2 separate regions of the Homo sapiens genome follow, and region 2 is linked to region 1. Evidence: chromatin loops called from intact Hi-C (ENCODE). Cell type or tissue: PC-9. All regions are shown on one strand. Links, peaks and the distances in the headings refer to the core of each region. The heading gives the core; the rest is flanking DNA.

Region 1 (10,019 bases), core at 1,371-9,370:
TTTCCTCTGGGGTGGTGTCAGCAGTGGAATTAATGGAAATATATATATATGGCAAAATCAATAGGACTTGGTGATGGATTGACTCACAGGAAAGGCAGCTGGTCGAGAATGACTCCTCACTGTCGGCTTTCTCATCTGGGTGGATAGTGGTGCCATTTGTTAAGGTCGAGACCACCGGACCAGGTGTGGGCAGAGGATCATCAGTTCGGATAAGAACTACACAGCCCCACATGGCAGCCCCTGGCTACATATGGCTTTTTACATTTTAGGTTTAATTAAAAATAAATGGAATTCAAAATTCAGCTCATCAGTCACACTTGACACATCTCAAGTGCTCCAGTCACATGTGACTAGTGGCTACCCCATTGGATAGTGCAGATATAGGCTATTTCCATTGTCATAGAAAGTTCTGTTGGTCTAGAGAGACTTAGTTTGAGATACTGCTGAGACATCCAGGAGAAGCTGTCAAGTCAGTGATTGACTCTATTGCTCTGGAGCTTGGAGGAATGCTGTAGCTAAAATTTCATTTCATTCACACACTTTTTCAAGTATTCATTAAGACCTTAACATTTTTGTTTGCTGCTATGTCTCTGGCACCTAGACTAGTATCTGCTGCAAATTCTCCCAGAGCTTACCCTCTAGTAGGGATGAACAGATAATAAACAAATATAGAGTATTTCAGGCAGTAACAGGGAAGAAAGAAAACTAAACCAGGGTTAATGGGATAGATGGTGAGAAGGAGTAAGGGGCTATTCTAGTTCTGGTGGCCAGGGATGTTCTCTCTGACAAGGTGACGTTTGAACAGAGACCTAGAAGTAGGATACATTCCAGGTAAAAGGAAGAGCAGGTATAAGGAAGGAGGTTGCTCATGATCTGTTTGCCTGTACCTGGTATTTGGAGCCACATGCCAGATGTCCTGGCAGAGGGCAGGAAGAGAGAGGAGGAAGAGTCTGTGAACTTACTGGCCGAGTAAGGAAGGGCAGACCTGCAAAGGAGACAGAGAACCGGTGGGAGGAAAACCAGGAGAACGCTGGGCCCTGGAATCCAAGGAGGGAGAGTGTCCTGACAGGGAAGGGGACCCAGCAACTCTGATGCTGCTGGGAGGGGTTGGGGAACTGCAGACTGAAAATGTCCTGGGCCTCCATGGCACAGAGGCCACTGGTGATCTTAGCTCCTGTTGTTTTGTGGATGACAGTGTGAGAGTGTGTGTAAGTGTGGGCGTAAGTGTGCATGAGTGTGCATATGAGAGTGAGTGCATCAGAAAGTGTGTGTGTGTGTACATGGGAGAGACAAATAGAAAGCATAAGGCAGTGTATGAACATGTGTGAGTGTGCATATGACGGTGTGTGTGCATGAGAAAGTGTGTGTGTGTATGCTTGTAAGAATATATGAGTTAGAGTGTGAATGTTCATGTGGGAGTGTGAGTGCATCAGAAAGTGTGTGTGTGTACATGGGAGAGACAAGGAGAAAGTTGAGAGTATGAATGTGTGTATATGTGAGTGTGCATGAGAAAGTGTGTGCGTGTGTGGGTGTAAGAGTATATGGGAGCGTAAATGTGCACGTGAGAGTGTGTGAGTGTTTGTGACTGTGTACGTGTGAATGATGAAGACAGTGTGAGACAGTGTGAGAATGAGTGTGTGTGTGAGTGTGCATGAGTGTGTATGAGAATGTGTGTGAGTGTAAGAATATACACGTGAAAGTGTGCATGTGAGAGTGTGAGTGTGCCTGCAAGGATGTGCGTGCGAGGGTGTAAGTGATAGAGAGACAGAGAGAGAGTGTGAGAGAGTTTGTGGGGAGGGTCCAGGTTGGAACGGGCAGGGGAGGAAAGCTGCACCTGAGCGCAGGCAATTCTGGGGGAAACAGAGATGGGAGAGTAGAGAGGGAAGCTGCTGAGGCGGAGGCAGTGTCCTGGCCAGGTACAGCTCTGCCCTTCAGCTTCCATGGCTCCACGTGGCACCTGCCCCACATCAGAACACCAGCCAGCCAGGCTTCGGTGGGGAGTAAGGTATTGAGTTTCTCAAAGTCATTCTTCTCGGTTAGAAAACAGAAGCAGTAAAGGCCAATGCCCTGTTGGGCGTTTATTCACTCAATGAATCATTGGCAGAGTAGCCGATGGCCTCCTTGGAACACACAATGGTAATAATACTGAAGATTCCTTGTGCCTGGCTCTCTTCCAAGCAGGTACACATACAACACCTTTAACCCTCACAGCCGGTGAGATGGAGATCATCATCTACCCTCCTGACAGTCGAGATGACTTAGGCAAAGAGGGGTGAAGCACCTTGCTCAAGGTCACACAGCGAGTAATTGGAAAAGCTGGGATTCAAACCCAGAGCCTGTGTTCCCAATCATTAAGAACAGGGTCCTGAGAGGAGGCATCAAAGGACAGGTACCACCCATCCACTCCTCAGCAAGCACTTAGTAAGCACCTGCTGATTGAATTGCACCTAGTCCCTGCTCTCCTATGGCTTACAGTTTAGTGGGGGAAACCAGTGCTTAACTATTCTCTGAAATACAGTGCAATAAATGCTCCAGGAGAGAAGAGCTTGGTGTTGTGGGAATGCCAAACCCAGGTACTGGAGCTCAGGGGAGGCTTTCACACGAAGAGATGAAGGAAAAACCGAATTCCAAAGGCGATGTGGAGCTGGCTTACAAGAGGGTGTGGAAGGAGGGGCAGATGGAGCAGTGTGTGCTGGGGCCAAGGGAGGGGAGGCAGGAAAGTCCAGAACTCCCAGGCTCTTCAAGGACATCAGTCGTTTGAAGTTCCAGCCCACCTGGCAGCTGGAGGCCACTGCAGCTGACAACGGGACTGGTAGGCGAGGTCAGGAAGCAGTAGCACCAAAGCAAGTGAGTGAAGTGCCAAAGACAGACCCTGGGCTGCCTCACAGTGACAAAGACTCTGACCTTGAGCAAACTCTAGTCAGGCTCTTCTGAGCCCTCTTCTCAGCCAGGCCTCAGCCTTGCTCTAAAACACTTGCACAATCGCTAATAAGGTTTCCAATACCTCAAGGCCACATCCCCAGGATGCTCCTACCCCCTTAAGGATGCCTGCCTGAGAAAACTCAAGGCTGCCCAGGGGGATTTACTGCTTGCTCTAGCCCACACCTGGAACTAGCCTGACCACTCTTTCGTAGAGCACTTACTAAGAAGGGCAATTTTGAGTTCTCTGTAACCTTTGAGATGTATATGTATCTCCTACAACCCAGGAGTGTGTTTCTCAAGGCCCTGAAAGCTATTCCTTTGAATGTAATCATCAGGAAGGGTAAGGACCTCTGTCTCCCAGTCTCAGAGAGGATAGAATCCTAACTTTCCTAACTGCCAGCTAGCAGGCACAGCTGGTCTGATTGCATTTATACTGAACAGCCCTTCGTAATTTTTCACTTCCCTGACCCTACTGGTTCTGTTTGCCCTCCTTCCTATTCCCTCATTCTTCCCTAAAAATGCCTAGTCTGGCCAGGCATGGTGGCTCACACCTGTAATCTCAGCACTTTGGGAGGCCCAGGCGGATGGATCACCTGAAGTCAGGAGTTCGAGACCAGCCTGGCCAACATGGCAAAACCCATCTCTACTAAAAATACAAAAAATTAGCCGGGTGTGATGGCAGGTACCTGTAATCCCAGCTACTCAGGAGGCTGAGGCAGGAGAATCACTTGAGCCTGGGAGGTGGAGGTTGCAGTTAGCCGAGATTGTGCCATTGCACTCCAGCCTGGGTGACAAGAGCAAAACTCCGTCTCCAAAAAAAAAAAAAAAAAAAAAGTCCAGTCACCTCTGCACAAATTGAAGCTGAGTTCAGTTTACATTGGACTCTTCCCTATTGCAATAGTTATTACTGGTTAATGTCTGTCCTTACCACTTTAGTGTCTGGCTTTGTTTCGCTTGGACAGAATCAGATGAGAAACCACCAAACTCACTGGGCTGAATTATTTCAGCTTATGGACAGCCACAGACAGTGTGAGTACCTGTTCACACAAATCCTGAGGCCCAGCACACACTGGGCCATTCACAAAGCTCATTCAACCCCCCACGGCCCTGACACCACCAGTTTTACCTCTCTGTAGAACAAGAAACTGCTGACTCACTGAAAACAGAGCGCATTTATAAACAGGAAGCTGAGTATGTGACCACAGACATTCAGCATCTGATAGCAATTGCTGAATGTGGCAAAAAAAGAAAAAAGTTTGAACAAAAAAAAAATCTGTGTCACTAAATAAGAACTCTCTAGCTCATGGAAATACAATCCTGCTATTTGATCATTTCATAAATACTTAAATAAGGGGAGTTCTCATTTGGCCAAACCTAGGCACGCTTCAAATATTTACTGAGGCCTTCGAAGGGTGTGGTTTTCCCTTTTTTTCTTTCCATTCCCTCCCAAGCAGAGCAAAAAGGCTCCTTGGTGAGGCCTTCCTGGCCTATACAGAAGAGATTTGTTTTCTCTTTGAGCTCTGATAGCCTGACCGTCCCACATCAGACCTCTGTGCTGGTGCAGAGGAGGGCTCTGCCAGGAGGGCTCCCAGAGAGATGCACAAACACTGGCGGGTTAACACTCCGACATGCAGCTCTTCCTACAAAGCATTGACTGGATGGTACTGAAGCTAAAAAATGGAGACTCACTTGTATCAACCATAGTAAAGAGCCTGTAAGAGGACGCAGTTCCCCCTGCTTTCAGCAGCAATGAAGAGGCTCATTTTCCTTGGAGTTTCTTTGTTGTTGGGGGGTTGGTTTCTAGCAAACTGACCCAAGAAGGCTAATGGCCGAGGAAAAAACCAGGTGATTATTTTCTAAAAGATTATCTTCTGGGAGTCGGTGCCATTGCTGCCTTTGTCATCAGGGTAAAGGTATCCCAGTGATGTATGGAATCTTTCCACTTCTCTTCCGGGGAATTGGGCATGGATAACAATAGCACAGTGCCGGGAACATAGTAAATTCCTAATAAAGAGTAGCTAAGTGTTTTTTATGCAGAGTTTTGTCTAATCTTCACAATAACCTTAGGAGGTAAGTATTGGCAATCTGATTGGGTAAATCAATACTGAAGTCTCTACAGGAGCAGCATATTTGGGAGTATGGTCCAGGTATGCCTGGTTTCAGAATGCAGCCATTTGCCTAACTTATTGCTGACATTTTCAAGCAGGATGTGTCCTTTATATTTATACTGAATTAATTGGACATACTGATATTCAAATATACCTACAAAGTAGAAAATCTTATTTGGTAATTCATCATCAGCTTCTCACAGAGCAGCAGATAGCACTTGTTTTTCTATTATGTACCAAGAAAATTCTGTGTTGGAATTTACAAGTAGCAGTGGTTGTGTCAAAATGCCTCAGACAACATATTAATGATGCTCATAGTAACTAACTTTTATGGAGTGTTTCTTGTGTGCTGGATGGGATGTGTAAGTGCCATGATATTCAACATAGCCTCAACACAACCCCTGTGCTGTCATTGTCATTAGCTCCAATTTACAGATGAGGAATCTTGAGGCTCCAAAAGACTGTTTATAAGCAGGCTGACTCTGGAGCCCCTGCTCTTACCCATTATGCTGCTCTGTAAAAAGGGCTTTAGCTAGAACACTCCTTTTTATTTCTGTAAAGAGGAGACTGCTGTTTCTTCTGTTTTATTGGAGTCTGGAGAAAAATCTCCTTGAGCAAGGATGATTACTATGGCTTAGATTGAAGCTTCCAGAAGTAGACCTTGACAAGGGCTATGTGCACGTGAATTGTGAAGGAAGTGCTCCCATAGGAAGTCCAGGAAAGAGCAGGAAAAACAGGACAGGAGCCGGGAGCAAACCAAACAAAGGTGTGATGTCAGGCAAAGTCCTGAGGAGGGAGGCCTGTGCCTGATTCTACAGGGGAACTCCAGGGTAAAAATTCTGTCTGAGTTCGTCCAGATGCAAAAGTCAGCGAGGCTTTGAAGTTCTCTAGGGAAGGGCTGCCCAGAGGGCATGTAAATTCTCAGGCACTTCCAACTTTCCAGCCACAGGTGCCAGTGGACCTAAGGTTATCTTAAAAGAGAGTTGCAAGTTTGAGCCTTGGAAGCAAGCCACAGAAACCCGGAAGGGTGCACGGAGCTGGAAAAGAATTGATATGGGTTGCGTGTGGGTGGAGCACCCCCAGGGGCTGCTGCATCTAGTAATCATAAGTCAGGAATTCGTTTTGCTGAATCAGAGCAAACTCCATCTAGCAGAAGCAACACCAAAGTGTCTCTTTCCTGTAGGTAAAGCCTAAAGATCAACAATTTGGGGCTGTATGGTGATTTATTTCAGGGGTGGACAAAACATGCCCCATGCCAAATCTGGCCCCAGGGTCTTTGTATAGCTTTGGAGCTAGGAATTATTATTCCTTTTTTAAATGGCTGAAAATGATGAGAGATTCTACTGTTTCCTTGCATAGAATTTTAAAAAAAGAAAATTATAAGGGATTCAAATTTCAATGTCCATAAATAAAGTTTTATCGAAAAACAAATTGGAACATTAGAAACTCATTTATTCTATATTTTCCATGGATATTTTCACTCTCAAATGGCAGAATTGACTAGTGGTGACAGAGACCTGTAGGGTCTACGAAACTGAAGATTCGGCCCTTTAGAGAAAAAGTTTGCTGGCCCTTGTTCTGCAGGATCAGGAAGCGGGGCTTCTTTATTTTGCGGTGCCACATCCTCAACACGTGCTTTCAGCTCATGGCCCAATATAGTTACTGAAGCGCCAGCCACCATGTCTGCCTTCAAGCCAGTGCAAAACAGAACAAAGAATTCACTTCCTCCCTTTAGGAAAACTTCTAAGAATCACATTCCTCACTTCTGCTATATCAGGCCAGAACTTAGTCTCCTTATCATACCTGTAAAACCTTACTCCAAAAGCTATGAGGCCAGCAAAAATTTGGAATTCCTTTGTTCAGGAAAAGTATATAAGGAGACAATTTCTAGCTCTGCCTCACCTAGTTAAGAGTTTCAAAACAAGGAAGAATGGTATGTAATAATATAGGCAGGAATAAAAACTAAATTGTTCTAATGTCTCACATTTAAATTACAATGTAATTTATGACAAACAAATTACAATGTTTCTTTTCTCCATCAAATTTTCCATTTCTCTTAGTTTTTAAGGTAGCCTAGGAAATTAGTTAAGTACCCTATTTTCCTTGCTTGTATCCAGGTCTTTGTTCCTACCAAGAAGAAACAAATTACCAAATAAAAAGGTTAAAAAGTGTACTTCTCCGAGCATTACCACAAATACTAAGAGGGAGAAGGTGGCATAACTGCTGCCTCAGTTGAAGCTCTCACATTTTTCATTCACACCATTGTGACAGCCTATCTTGCAGCCCTCTAATGGAGAGTCCAGACTTCTTGTCTTAAACCTCCACCCTTTGCACATCTGCTCACATTGCTGCCTCCATCTGTCTACATTGCAAATATCACCATGTTGCTTCCTGTCTGCATCCAACATGTGAGGAGGAGAAAGCCCAACTCTCCTGCGTGGCCTCCACGACCTGCCTGATGCGTGGGCATCAGCTCCTGCTGGTTGCACCTTGCTCTTCATAGTCCACAGACCACACTCCAGGCAGACACCATTTGCAGAGCTGTTTCAGCCCCTAAGTCAAGATTCTGGGGAACACAGGAAGTCCACTTGCTGGAATCCCTAACGACATCAGCCCCTTGTTCTCACCAGTATCCCTGTGACAAACACCCCTGTTAGCCTAAACCAGTGGTTCTCAACCAAGAGCAATTTTGGCAACACTTTGGCAACACTTGGCAACATCTGGAGACTTTTTTTTGTCTTGACTGAGGGAGGGGAGAGTGTAACTGGCATCTGGTGGGTAGAGGCCAACAGTGCTGTGTGGCATCCTGTGCTGCACACGAGACAGCTCTCCCCCAAAAGAACGATTCCGCCCAAAATGTCAGTAGTACTGAGGTTGACACTGGCCTGTGCTAGCTCAAAGGTTCCTGTGATTTTTAACAAACACACCTTACCAAGCTCAGCTGTGTCCCACAGATGCTTCCAGCTTTTCAGCTCAGTGGGGGGCGTGGAAGAATAGATGGAAATGCCACACAGTGTGGGTGCATGATGTGGGAAACATTGGGTGCTGGGAGCCCCAAATCCAGAATAATAAACTCAGAATTGTGGTGGCGGCGGAGTATAGGTGAGCAGGAACACTTTCAAAAGGAAGTGGATGTACGCTATGATGTACTGGAGGAGTTGGAGTTAGCCAAGTGGAAAGGGAGGTGGCTTGTTCTAGGAAGATGAAAGGAGTCATACCCAGGGCCTGGAGGCCAGCACGCTGGAGGCCCCCAGGGATTTGAAGAAAGCTGGTGTGGTTGGCACCTAGAAAGTGACTGAGTGAGCAGAGAGATGAGGGTTGGGAGGAAAGCAGAGACCAGACTACAGACAGGTAACTGAGCTTGTACTTCCTTCGAGGGCAAGCTTAGGGAACCCAGGGGAAGTCCCTGGGTGTTTCTCCCCTGGAATCTGCTGAAAGATGGGGAGTAGGTGGCACGGGGGAGGGATGTGGAGAAAGTTGGGCTTTGTTCTCCAGTCTTCTGTCCCTCCTTTGTGAGGTGTGTAATTCTCGCTATTTACAGCAGTCAAGTAACCCTGATTCCACCCAAGAAACCCCCTTTCACGCATACTAGTTTGAGTGGGTTTCTTTTTCCATCAAACAAATGAGCTCTGATCACGAAGGAGCCTGAAATCCGGGAGAAAAATCTAAATGAGAGATTCTGATGACAGATGATGCTTAAAGCCAACAGGAATGGATAAGAATCCTCAAGAATAGGCTAACCTGTCAAGATAAGAGGACTTGAGCTAGAACCCCGAGGAACGTTTCCACTTAAGGAAGTGGCAATTGGAGGGAAATCCAAAGGGCACTAAGGCAAACCAAAGAAGCAGGAGAAAGATTCGGCAGTGCAGTGCCATGGAAGACAAGAGAAAGAAGGGACAGAGAAACAAGGTAAAATGTTGCAGAGGGGTTGGGAAAGAGCTGAAGAATGTTCCATCAGTATTAGCAACAAGGTCATTGGTGGCTTAGATGAGAAAATGACAGCAGAATGATGACCACAGAGGTCTGGTATCGATGAGTGGATGCATGCATGGGAGATGAGGCAGTGGAGAGAGATGGGTGGAGGACACCACTGAAATTTGGGAATGGAGATTCAGAGACAATATCAGTGTCCTGGGCTGCCAAAATGAAGTACCAAATACTGAATGGCTTATATAACAGAAACTTGCTGTCTCACAGTTTTGAGGCTAGAAGTGTGAGGTCAAGTCAGACTTGATCTCAGATTTTTGAGAGAGAAATTTGTTCTAAGCTTCCCCCCTCACTTCTAGTGGTTTGCTGATGATTTGGGGTGTAGCTTGGCTTATGGAAGCATCATCCCAATCTCTGCCTTCATCTTCACACGGTGTTCTCCCTGTGCGTACGTCTGTGTCCACATTTCCCCTTTTTATAAAGACAACAGTCCTATTGGATTAGAGCCCATCACGATGACCTCTTTTTAATCTGATTATCCTATCTCCAGATGGGATCACACTGTGCAGTCCTGGGGGTTAGGACCTGAACTTTTCTTTTTTGAGAGACATAATTCAACCCATCATGGAGTCTATGATTTTTTTTTAGTTATAAATAGAATATATGTTCACTGTAAACATTAAATAATACTGATGTGTCTACAGTTAACATCAGTAAAATTTTCAAATTAGGTTAAAAGAAAAATATATGTCCTTGAAGAATGAAAGAGAGTTGGGGAAGTAGAGAGGAGGCAGGTCTATGGAAGGTCTAAGTTGTTTGTTTAGTTCAGGATGAAAGAGACTTGAACACGTGGAAACACAGGAAGGAGCCGTGGGAAGGAGCCAGGAGAGAGAGAGCTGTTGAAGACTGAAGATACTGATAGTATGTTTGGTGTGGTGTGGGGTAAGTCGACTGTGTGTGTGTTGTGTGTTGTATCTGTGGGCAGGGATCTTGGCTGTACCCAAAGAGAAATCTAGAACTGACCTATCAGGTTATGTGGGGCTGGCTCTCGGAAGTGTATTT
Region 2 (10,019 bases), core at 781-8,780, 91 kb after region 1:
GCCTGGGTGACACAGAAAGATGCCATCTCTAAATAAAATAACACATACAAATATAATAAATAAAACATTTTTTAAAAAGTAGGCTGGGTGCAGTGGCTCATGCCTGTAATCCCAGAACTTTGGGAGGCTGAGGTGGGCAAAGAACGAGGTCAGGAGTTCAAGATCAGCCTGGCCAAAATGGTGAAACCCCGTCTCTACTAAAAATACAAAAATTAGCCAGGTGTGGTGATGCATGCCTGTAATCCCAGCTACTCAGGAGGCTGAGGCAGGAGAATCGCTTGAACCCGGGAGGCAGAGGTTGCAGTGAGCTGAGATCGTGCCATTGCACTCCACCCTGGGCAACAGAGCAAGACTCCATCTAAAAATAATAAATAAATAAATAAAAGTAATAGTTGCAGCAACAGTTTCCTGATCTCTGAAGAGCAAATTAGCTAATGTGTTCCTGGAGCCAAGAATTTCAGCAGCGGTCACCACAATCACAAAGGTGGAGAAGGAATAGCTGGCAGCTCCCATGGAGGACTAGCTCTATGCAGCAGTTCTTGGAGTTGTTCCTGGATTCCAAGCCCAGAGCTGTTATTCCAGTCCTTCCAACAATTTTGTAAGCACCTAATTCCCTATATTAAGTCATGTTCTCATGAGACAGCTAGAGTGGTGTCTGTTGTCTGCACCTAAATTCTATTACAGAGCATGCTAATACATAAGAATGAGAAAAGCAGCCTGACCTCTGGAAACTGGCCTGACACTTACAGCTAGGTCTTGTTGTTGTTAGGAACTAGCCTGGCACTTAGAGATGGGTCATAGTGTTCTTCTGTTGAATGTAAACAATTTCTCAGAACATCAGGATCTTCAAGGTCACTCTGTTGACCGTGATAGATCAAGATATAAACAAGACCACTGTGTATCATGTGTGAACACAGACAAAAATATGAACATTGCCCAAACCACAACAAGGACCAAACATCCCCCTGTTCTTACTAATCTGAGTGACTGCTGTTTCTTTACCAATTACAATCTTAGCCTCCCCTCTTTTTACAGAAGATTTATTAAGATACCCAATCATAGAATTACCCCTTCTTCCTGAGATCATCCAACCCATACAAAAGCCCTATTTCTTTTACTGCTCCCTAAATCACCTAATGCAAGCCTAAATCCGGTAAGTCCTCTCTAACTCCTTCTTACTAAGAGGGTTCCCCATGGTGTGTGGTTTCCTTCCCTGCAATAGTAATAAACCCAACAGATGTGTTCCTGCTGATCTTTGGCTGAAAGGCATGCTAAAGTTAAAAAAAAAAATGTCTGGGTAGCGGTCTTGTGTCACCCAAAGCACAATCATATGTATCAAATGATAAAAAGAAAATTATAAAAGAAAGGATAGACAGTAACATATAAGGCAATTGAAAATTACAGGCAAGCAATTATACAGTGAATTGGACAATAATACAATTTCTTGAATGTCCATTATAGTAGCAGTCTCCAGAGAGACAGAACCAATAAAATATAGACAGATAGATAGATAGATAGATAGATAGATAGGTAGACATGAGAGGGGATTTATTAGAATTGGCTTATATGATTATAGAGGCTGAGAAGTCTCATGACATGCTGTCTGTAAGCTGGAAACCCTGGGATGCTGGTAGCATGGCTCAGCCAAAGTCTGAAAGCTTTTACAGAATTAAGAAAGCTGATGGTATAATTATCAGTCCAAGATTGAGGGCCTGAGGGCCTGAGACCCGGAGGTGGGGGCCTCTGGTGTAAGCTCTGGAGTTTAAAAGCAAGAAAGGCTGGAGTTTTTGATGTCCAAGGTCAGGAGAATAAGAGTGGCCCAGTTACAGGAAAGAGAGAGAAAACAATCACCTTTTCCCTGCCTTTTTTGTTCTATCAAGTCCCCAGCCAATAGGATGGTGCTCACCCACATTGAGGGCAGATATCCCCGACTCAGTCCACAAACACACAAACCAGTCTCCTCTGAAAGCATTCTCATGAACCTTCCCAGAAGTAATCCTTCACTGGCTCTCTAGGTATTCCTTAATTCTGTCAAGTTGACACCTAAAACTAACTGAAACACTCACACTATGGCAGGCACTCATGACAGTCATTTACCTACATCATTTGACTTAATCATCTAACTACTCTGCAAAATAGGTATTTTAATTCCCATTTTATAGGTGAGAAAAACTGAGGCTCTGCAGTCCAGTGACCTACTTGGCAGAGGCCTACCACCTACTAAATAGCGGTTCTGGTATGCAAACTCAAGTTGCTAACAACTCTGTGTTTCCACCCAGTAGTAGAAATAATACAGACATTTCTGAATAAAAACAGTACTAGGTCTTCCACTCAGTGTTATTTATCAGAATAAGAACACATCTATTCAACAATATGTAATGGGTACCTACTATGAAGAAATGTTTCAAAAAAAAATCTTTGATTGGGTGCCCATTTCCTAGTTAAGGCTGAAAGTCAGTTAATAGTTTTTTGATCTCTGTTCTGGGAAAAATATAAAATCCACAAAATGAGAATACAAGTAAGCTACACAAAAATCTCTGTGCCTCTTTCTTAAAAGATAAATTTCATATGAAGTGGACAAATAATGTACCAGCTTGATACTTAACAGTAAAATTAAAGAAATGAGAGGAGTTTACTACATGGAAGAAATGTCATTAATACATACAATGTGAGTTCATGATTGAATTTCATCACCACCAGTCATTTCTGCACTAGGAGAGGTTATAAAAGTGGTTAGCTACTTCCTACATTTTGAAATAATCACATAGTTGTAAGAAAAAGCCTCTGTGACCATCCCCTCAAGTGTAGGAGAGTGAGGAGTGTCTGGATCAGCTCAGGTATCTGGGGGTAAAAGATGAGCTTTTACAAGCAGAACAAAGAAACCAGCATAATTAATATTTGAACATTGTTTATTTTTATATGGAGAAGACTGAAAAAAGGAAGCATAGTTACCCCTTGACCTGACTCTTGTTACCCTGTGACAACAGAAATTGTTCAAGAAGCTGCCAGCAATCCAGAGTAACTAGAGGGGAAAGGAGGATGTAGGGGATTGTGGTGTATACTTTGGTTATAAGCAACAGAAATCCAACCCCATTTGACTTAGGCAAAAAGCGGGCTTTATTGGTGGTGGAATCAATGAAAGGGTAGGAACAACTATGTTGCAAGGAAAGCAGGGATGCAACGGACTTCAGGAGTGACTGAACCAGTACCTGGAACATACTAAGCCTTCAATAAATAATGTTAAATTAAAGAATGAACTAGAGATTGGAATGAAGCTAAGACTGTCTTTGTCTGGCTTCATCCTTCTCACAGATTCATCTTCCCTGCTTGGGATAATATATGGCCACTGACTGCTTATGAGGCTTACATCCTATGACTTCTGCTGCCAGAGAGGACTAATGTCAAGCACTCTCGGTTCCAGGTGGAAAAATCCCAGGAAAAGACTGATTGGGCCAGCTGGGGTCAGGTTCTTTGCCTCCAGGCCAATTAGCTGTGGCCAGCATGGCAAGGTCACATAGTTCCTACAATGGTCATGTGAATTTCAGTGGGATGTGGGGGCAGGCTTGGGAAGTAGGGAAGGAGGAATCTGGGTAAATTAGGGTGCTGTCTTCAGCCTGAAAAGAGGGATGGTACTAGAGATAGCCCTTAGGAAACATATTACTGTATCTCTGTATTAGTTTGCTAGGGCTACCATCACAAAGTACCACAAAGTAGGTGGCTTACACAACAGAATTTATTTCCTCACAGTTCTGGAGGTGAGAAGTCCAAAAAGAAGGTATCAGCAGAGGTGATTTCTTCTGAGTCTTCTCTCCTTGGTGTCTTCTTGTCTTCACATGGTTTTGTCTCTGTGCCTGTCTATATCCTACGGACACCAGTCATGTTGAATTAGGTTCTACCCTAATGATCTCACCTTAACTTAGTTGCCTCTTTAAAGACCTTATCTTTAAATATAATTACATTTTGAGACACTGGGGGTTGAGACTTTAACATATAAATTTAGGACAAGGGGTGGGATGGGGGGAACACAAGTTAGCCCATAACAGTCTCCAATAAGAATATTGTTAAAGATGTTTATTACATAGTGTCTTCTTTAAGTTCTTCTTGATGTGAGTATCAGAAAGAGTTGTGTGGCTTCTTTTTAGATGATTGGAACTATAGTTTGCCCAAATGATCGTGTTTTTCCTTTATTACTGGCTTTTCTGAGCCCCATTTGCTGATGTGCAACCCATTTGGAGCAAGTATATAGGACTTCATGGTATGAATTTCTGTGAAGTCCTATTTTACAGCTATATTTTATGTTACTAACTTGGGTTTCCTTTTTCCTTTCTCACACATTTGTAATTTGTCTTACCTTGTTGTATGGCATAAGTATCTGTATATTTTGTGCATACCATTTATGGCAGCAGTCCGCAACCTTTTTGGCACCAGGGACTGGTTTTGTGGAAGACAATTTTGCTACAAATGTGGGGGGAGGTTTTGGATGATTCAAGCATGTTACACTTACTGTACACTTTATTTCTATCATTATTACTTATTCACCATAATGTAGAATCAGTGGGAGCCCTGAGCTTATTTTCCTATAACTAGATGGTCCCATCTGGGGGTGATAAGAGATAGTAACAGATCATCAGGCATTAGATTCTTATAAGGAGCATGCAACCCGGATCCCTCACATGTGCAGTTCACAATAGGGTTCACGGTCCCATGAGAATCTAATGCCACTGACCAGACAGGAGGCAGAGCTCAGCCAGTAATGCTCACTCACCCACCACTCACCTCCTGCTGTGCAGCCGGGTTCCTAGCAGGCCATGGATCCTCAATGGTCCATGGCCTGGGGGTTGGGGACCCCTCCTTTATGGAATAAAGTGAAATATTAATACCTAGATAAATAAGCTCTAATTCATCAACTGTAGTTACATAAGCAGAACATTATCAAGAAAAAGCAGAGAAAACTTCCATGCTAATAATAAATGTCCTTTGTAATAAGTCACCTCAGATCTTTTTTTGGAAGGAAACAGAACCTATAAAAGACTATATAAATCAGGAAAAAACAAGATGTGTCACAAAACATTTTTTAAAAATCTAACAGTAACTAGGCAAATTGGTGCTTAAATTAACACAAACTGGTAAAAATAAGCATCCCTAAATTGATTTTTCCATATATTTTCCTCAAGGTAGACAAAGTGTAGAAGGAGTCGGATCGTTGCCAGACTGAAAGCATTTTTCTGAGCTCCATCAACTTCTATTAATGGGCAGTGACGCCACTCTGGCCCCAAGCCAGCCACCCATCACACTTCGATTTGTTCGACAGGCTGGCTGGAGGCAGGCATTGCATCAGAAACCTGGCACCATAAACAGCACTGGTTTAAGTAAAGCACCTCCAGAGAGAACTGACTTCTTGTGCCATCAGCAGAGAGCACAGGGCTTCCTCCCAGGGGGCTGCTTGGTGTTGAAGGGCAAACTGACTGGACCCCAAGAAGCAGCACCTCCTAGGGTCTCCGTGGAGCCTCTAAATCACTGCCCCCCAATCCCCACACTGTGAACAGCTAAAGTAGAAATTAACCCAAACAGCCTGGGAACTGTTGGTTCTATTTCATTTGGTTAATGTGGTGGTCCTCCCAAATGTATTTTCAAAGGTACATGGGCTTTTTCTGAATTCTCTGCTTCATAGGCTGTCCCAAATTACATTCAGTGGTGTCTTGGCATGAATTCCAAAATGGCAGTTTAAAGGGAATCCAGCAAGTGACCACAGTGCTCCAAAGGGTGATAGAGGTATCAGTGCTCCTAATGGGGACATGTGTGCTGTGGTATCCTTTCCCAACTAAGTTGGAGCATGGGAGATAAAGATAGGAAGGCGAGGGGAGGAAAGGGTTTGAAATATCATACAGGCTTCCTAGACCTGAAAAACTCACAAATAGATGAAGTGGAGCATGTAACCCAAGACCACAAGGACTTGTAAAGGCAGAATAAAATATCCCTCCAACAGGCTCATGCAACGCAAACAAGACATTAGGGAAAAACTGAGGACATCTGAAGAAAGCATAGACTTTTGTTAACAATAATGTGTCAATATTGGTTCACTAATTATTACAAATGTACCATCCTATTGTAAAATGTTATTAATAGGGGAAATAGAGTGCAGTAGAGAGAAATTTTATGTACTATTTTTAAAATAATTCTTTAAATCTAAAACTGTTCCCAATTAAAAAGTATTTCTAATATACAGGTACACATACATACACTTCCAATATATTTGCTTTAAAATAATCCAGGAGGCAAGAGGAGATATTGGTGGGGGCATTGTCAGAGGAAACAAGATTAACTATGACTTACTAATGATTAGAACTGGGTGACGGATACATTACATTATCCCTTCTACTTTCATACATATTTGAAATTCTCCATAATAAAAATTTCAAAAATATATGCTCCCATTAAGTTGTGAACTGAAAAGATAAGTATATAGCATACATTTACGATATATATATACACATCTCTTACAAAAACCACTTTATGTATACATACACTTAGATATATACATATACTTAGACATATACAGCCAGCTCTTTCATATCTGCAAGTTTCACATCTGTGGATTCAACCAACTATGGATCAAAAATATTCAGAAAAATATACAAAACAATTAAAAATACAATACAAATAATGCAAATAAAAACAATACAGTATAACAACTAGCTACAAATCATTTATATTTTATTAGGTATTATAAGTAATCTAGAGACGATAAAAGTATATAGGAGAATGTGTGTAAATTATATGCAAATACTACACCATTTTATACCAGAGAGACTTGAGCATCCTCAGATTTTGGTATCCATAGGAGTCCTGAAATCAATCCCCCAAGGATATTGGGATGACTGTATGATATTCTGTATATTCATATATGTATATACCAATTTATATATCATATAAACCATTTATATATACATATATGTGTGTGTGTGTATATATATACACACACACACACACACACACACACACCCCTATAAAATAGCAAACAGTAAGAAGAGCTTTAGTCCAGGCTACTTTTTTGCTATGTGAGTGTATGCATACTTTGCAGCCAAAGAGTAGTGTCTTTATCGGTGCTACAGACTGTGGACTTTTCGTTTTGCATGACACACCAATCGTATTAGCCTGTGTCAAAGAATATGCTTCAGTGGCTTTCTTTTGATTGGGATGTTAGGCCAAGTCCCAGCACCATCTTCCCCCTAGAATCAATGGCACACACTGGGTTCTTCAGTGTGATGAAGTGTGACCCCGATGGGGTCAGAGCCAGTGGAGCCATAGCTTTGGAAGGACATTTTTCTCTGTGGTGTTAAAGCAGGCTGCTCCAGTTCTGGGTTTGATCTGAGTGAAAACTCTTTAGCCACCTACGATGTGAAGCTGGGACTGATAAGCTCCCCTGCACTTTGCCTGCCACACTCCTCACAGCTGATAGAGCAGTGCCATCAACAGATGGAAGCCATTAATAAGAGAGAACCCGGCATTCTTTTTCTGAGAGTACCCCATTAAGCTCTTCTTCCTACATCCCTTTCAAATGAGAGGCACCAGTGAGAGGTGACAGCGTGCTGGCAGCCCTCGCTTGCTCTCGATGCCTCCTCGGCCTGGGCGCCCATTCTGGCCATGCTTGAGGAGCCCTTCAGCCCCCCGCTGCACCGTGGGAAACCTTCCCTGGGACTGCTGAGGCCGGAGCCGGCTCCCTCAGCCTGCAGGGAGGTGTGGAGGAAGAGGCACGGGCGGGAACCGGGGTTGCGCGCAGCCTTGCGGGCCAGAGTTCCGGGTGGGCGTGGGCTTGGCGGGCCCCCCACACTCTGAGCGGGCGGCCGGCCTGCTGGTCCCGGGCACTGAGGGGCTTAGCACCCGGCGAGCAGCTGCGGAAGGTGCGCCGGGTCCCCCAGCAGTGCTGGCCCACGGGTGCTGCGCTCGATTTCTCGCGGGGCCTTAGCTGCCTCCCAGCAGGGCAGGGCTCAGGACCTGCAGCCTGCCATGCCTGAGCCTCCCCCACCCCCCGCTGTGGGCTCCTGCATGGCCCAAGCCTCCCCGAGGAGCACCGCCCCCTGCTCCACAGCGGCCGGTCCCATCCGCCGCCCAAGGGCTGAGAAATGCGGGCCCACGGCACTGGACTGGCAGGCAGCTCCATCTGCTGCCTGGTGCATGACCCGCTGGGTGAAGCCAGCTGGGCTCCCGAGTCTAGCGGGAACTTGGAGAATCTTTATGTCTAGCTAAGGGATTGTGAATACACCAATCAGCACTCTATCTAGCTCAAGGTTTGTAAATGCACCAATCAGCACTCACTTTTGTGTCTGGCTCAGGGATTGTAAATGAACCAATCAGCACCCTGTCAAAACGGACCAATCGGCTCTCTGTAAAACAGACCAATCAGCTCTCTGTAAAGTGGACCAATCAGCAGGATGTGGGTGGGGCCAGATAAGAGACCAAACGCAGGCTGCCCGAGCCAGCAGTGACAACCCGTCACCTTCCATACTGTGGAAGCTTTGTTCTTTCGCTCTGCAATAAATTTTGCTGGTGCTCACTCTTTGGGTCCACATTCCCCTTATGAGCTGTAACACTCACAGGGAAGGTCTGCAGCTTCACTCCTGAAGCCAGCGAGACCATGAACCCACCCGGAGGAATGAACAACTCCAGACTCTCCGACTTAAGAGCTGTAACACTCACCGGGAAGGTCTGCAGCTTCACTCCTGAGCTTGCGAGACCAGGAATCCACCAGAAGGAAGAAACTCTGAACACATCCGAATATCAGAAGGAACAAACTCTGGACACGACGCCTTTAAGAACTGTAACATGTAATCCCAGCACTTTGGGAGGCCAAGGCGGGTGGATCACGAGGTCAGGATATCGAGACCATCCTGGCTAACACGGTAAAACCCTGTCTCTACTAAAAATACAAAAAATTAGCTGGGCACGGTGGCGGGGGCCTGTAATCTCAGCTACTTGGGAGGCTGAGGCAGGAGAATGGCATGAACCCAGGAGGCGGAGCTTGCAGTGAGCCGAGATAGGGCCACTGCAGTCCGGCCTGGTCTAAAGAGCGAGACTCCGTCTTTTTTTTTTTTTTTTTAAAAAAACTGTAATACTCTTCGCGAGGGTCCGTGGTTTCATTTTTGAAGTCAGTGAGACCAAGAACCCACCAATTCCGCACACACCAGCATTCCTTCGGGTTCCTAAATAATAAACTGGGAACCATTCACCCTTGACATCTCCATCTCCTTAATCTTCCAGAATCCGGTCAGTCTCCAAGTTCTGCAGATCCTACTCCTTTCACTTCTCTCAAATCTGTTCTCAACTCTTCATCCCTGTTGCCCGTTGAAGTTTCAAGCCTTCATTTTTCTGGTCTATTGCAATGATCTGCTACTTAGCCTTCCCCTGTTTTCAACCCCTGCTGTTCAATTTGCTGTCATGAAGACAAGTAAATATCACTCATTTTCTGGGAATCTCCTCAATATTGCCCCCACAGCCTTCAGGATGATGACTTTGATTCTTGGATTGGAATACAGGGTTCTCTACGATCATGCCTCTGCCTACCTCCCCTTCCTCTCATGCCCCATTCACTACCAACTTCAACTGCTTATAGTTCCCAAACCATGCCAGGCTATGTAATATCTCTTTGCCTTTGCTCCACAGTCCTCTTTCCAGAATGCTCTGTTCTTTCCTCTCCTCTAGGTGAACACCTCTATACTTTTCAAAACTGAGATCAAGCATCACTCGTTAAAGAAAACTCTCCTGGGTCAGGTGTGGTGGTTCATGCCTATAATTCCAGCACTTTGGGAGGCCAAGGCGGAAAGATTGCTTGATGAGATGAGACAGAGATTTGAATTTATAGCCCAGTAAGGGCAATACGATCTTTTTCCTGCGTTTTAACTGTTGCACTCGGCATAGTACTCGGCATGTATTTGGCACTTAGTAAATGATTATTGAATAAATACAGATGTAAATGATGGTCTAATTCAGAACACTATATTGTTAAATATCCTGAATATATT

Evidence for each region. A loop is a pair of places that touch in the nucleus more often than their neighbours do. Peaks named below come from ENCODE experiments on the same cell type or tissue, not always from the same donor. Only the 100,000 strongest peaks of a DNase experiment are listed, where the experiment ranks them.
Region 2: a loop joins it to region 1, with 2.0 times the contacts of the local background. A loop is called at or near these places in 11 of 110 quality-filtered maps.

What each region holds. Positions count from the first base shown.
Region 1 is chr5:54,738,607-54,748,625 of GRCh38, reverse strand. It overlaps LINC02998 (long intergenic non-protein coding RNA 2998), which reads left to right and starts at 4,368. Exons shown (of 3, transcript NR_104658.1): 1 at 4,368-4,767. RefSeq lists a cis regulatory region at 4,069-4,079 and an enhancer at 4,002-4,146. In PC-9, for the core only: CTCF peaks have their summits at 5,631 and 5,834; DNase peaks (open chromatin) are centred at 4,155 and 5,965; H3K27ac peaks cover 4,140 bases.
Region 2 is chr5:54,647,125-54,657,143 of GRCh38, reverse strand. It overlaps a transcript of SNX18 not described here. Among named protein-coding and RNA genes, the nearest start is that of LINC02998, 92 kb to the left of the region's middle. In PC-9, for the core only: no CTCF peak of the experiment used is centred there; a DNase peak (open chromatin) is centred at 5,283.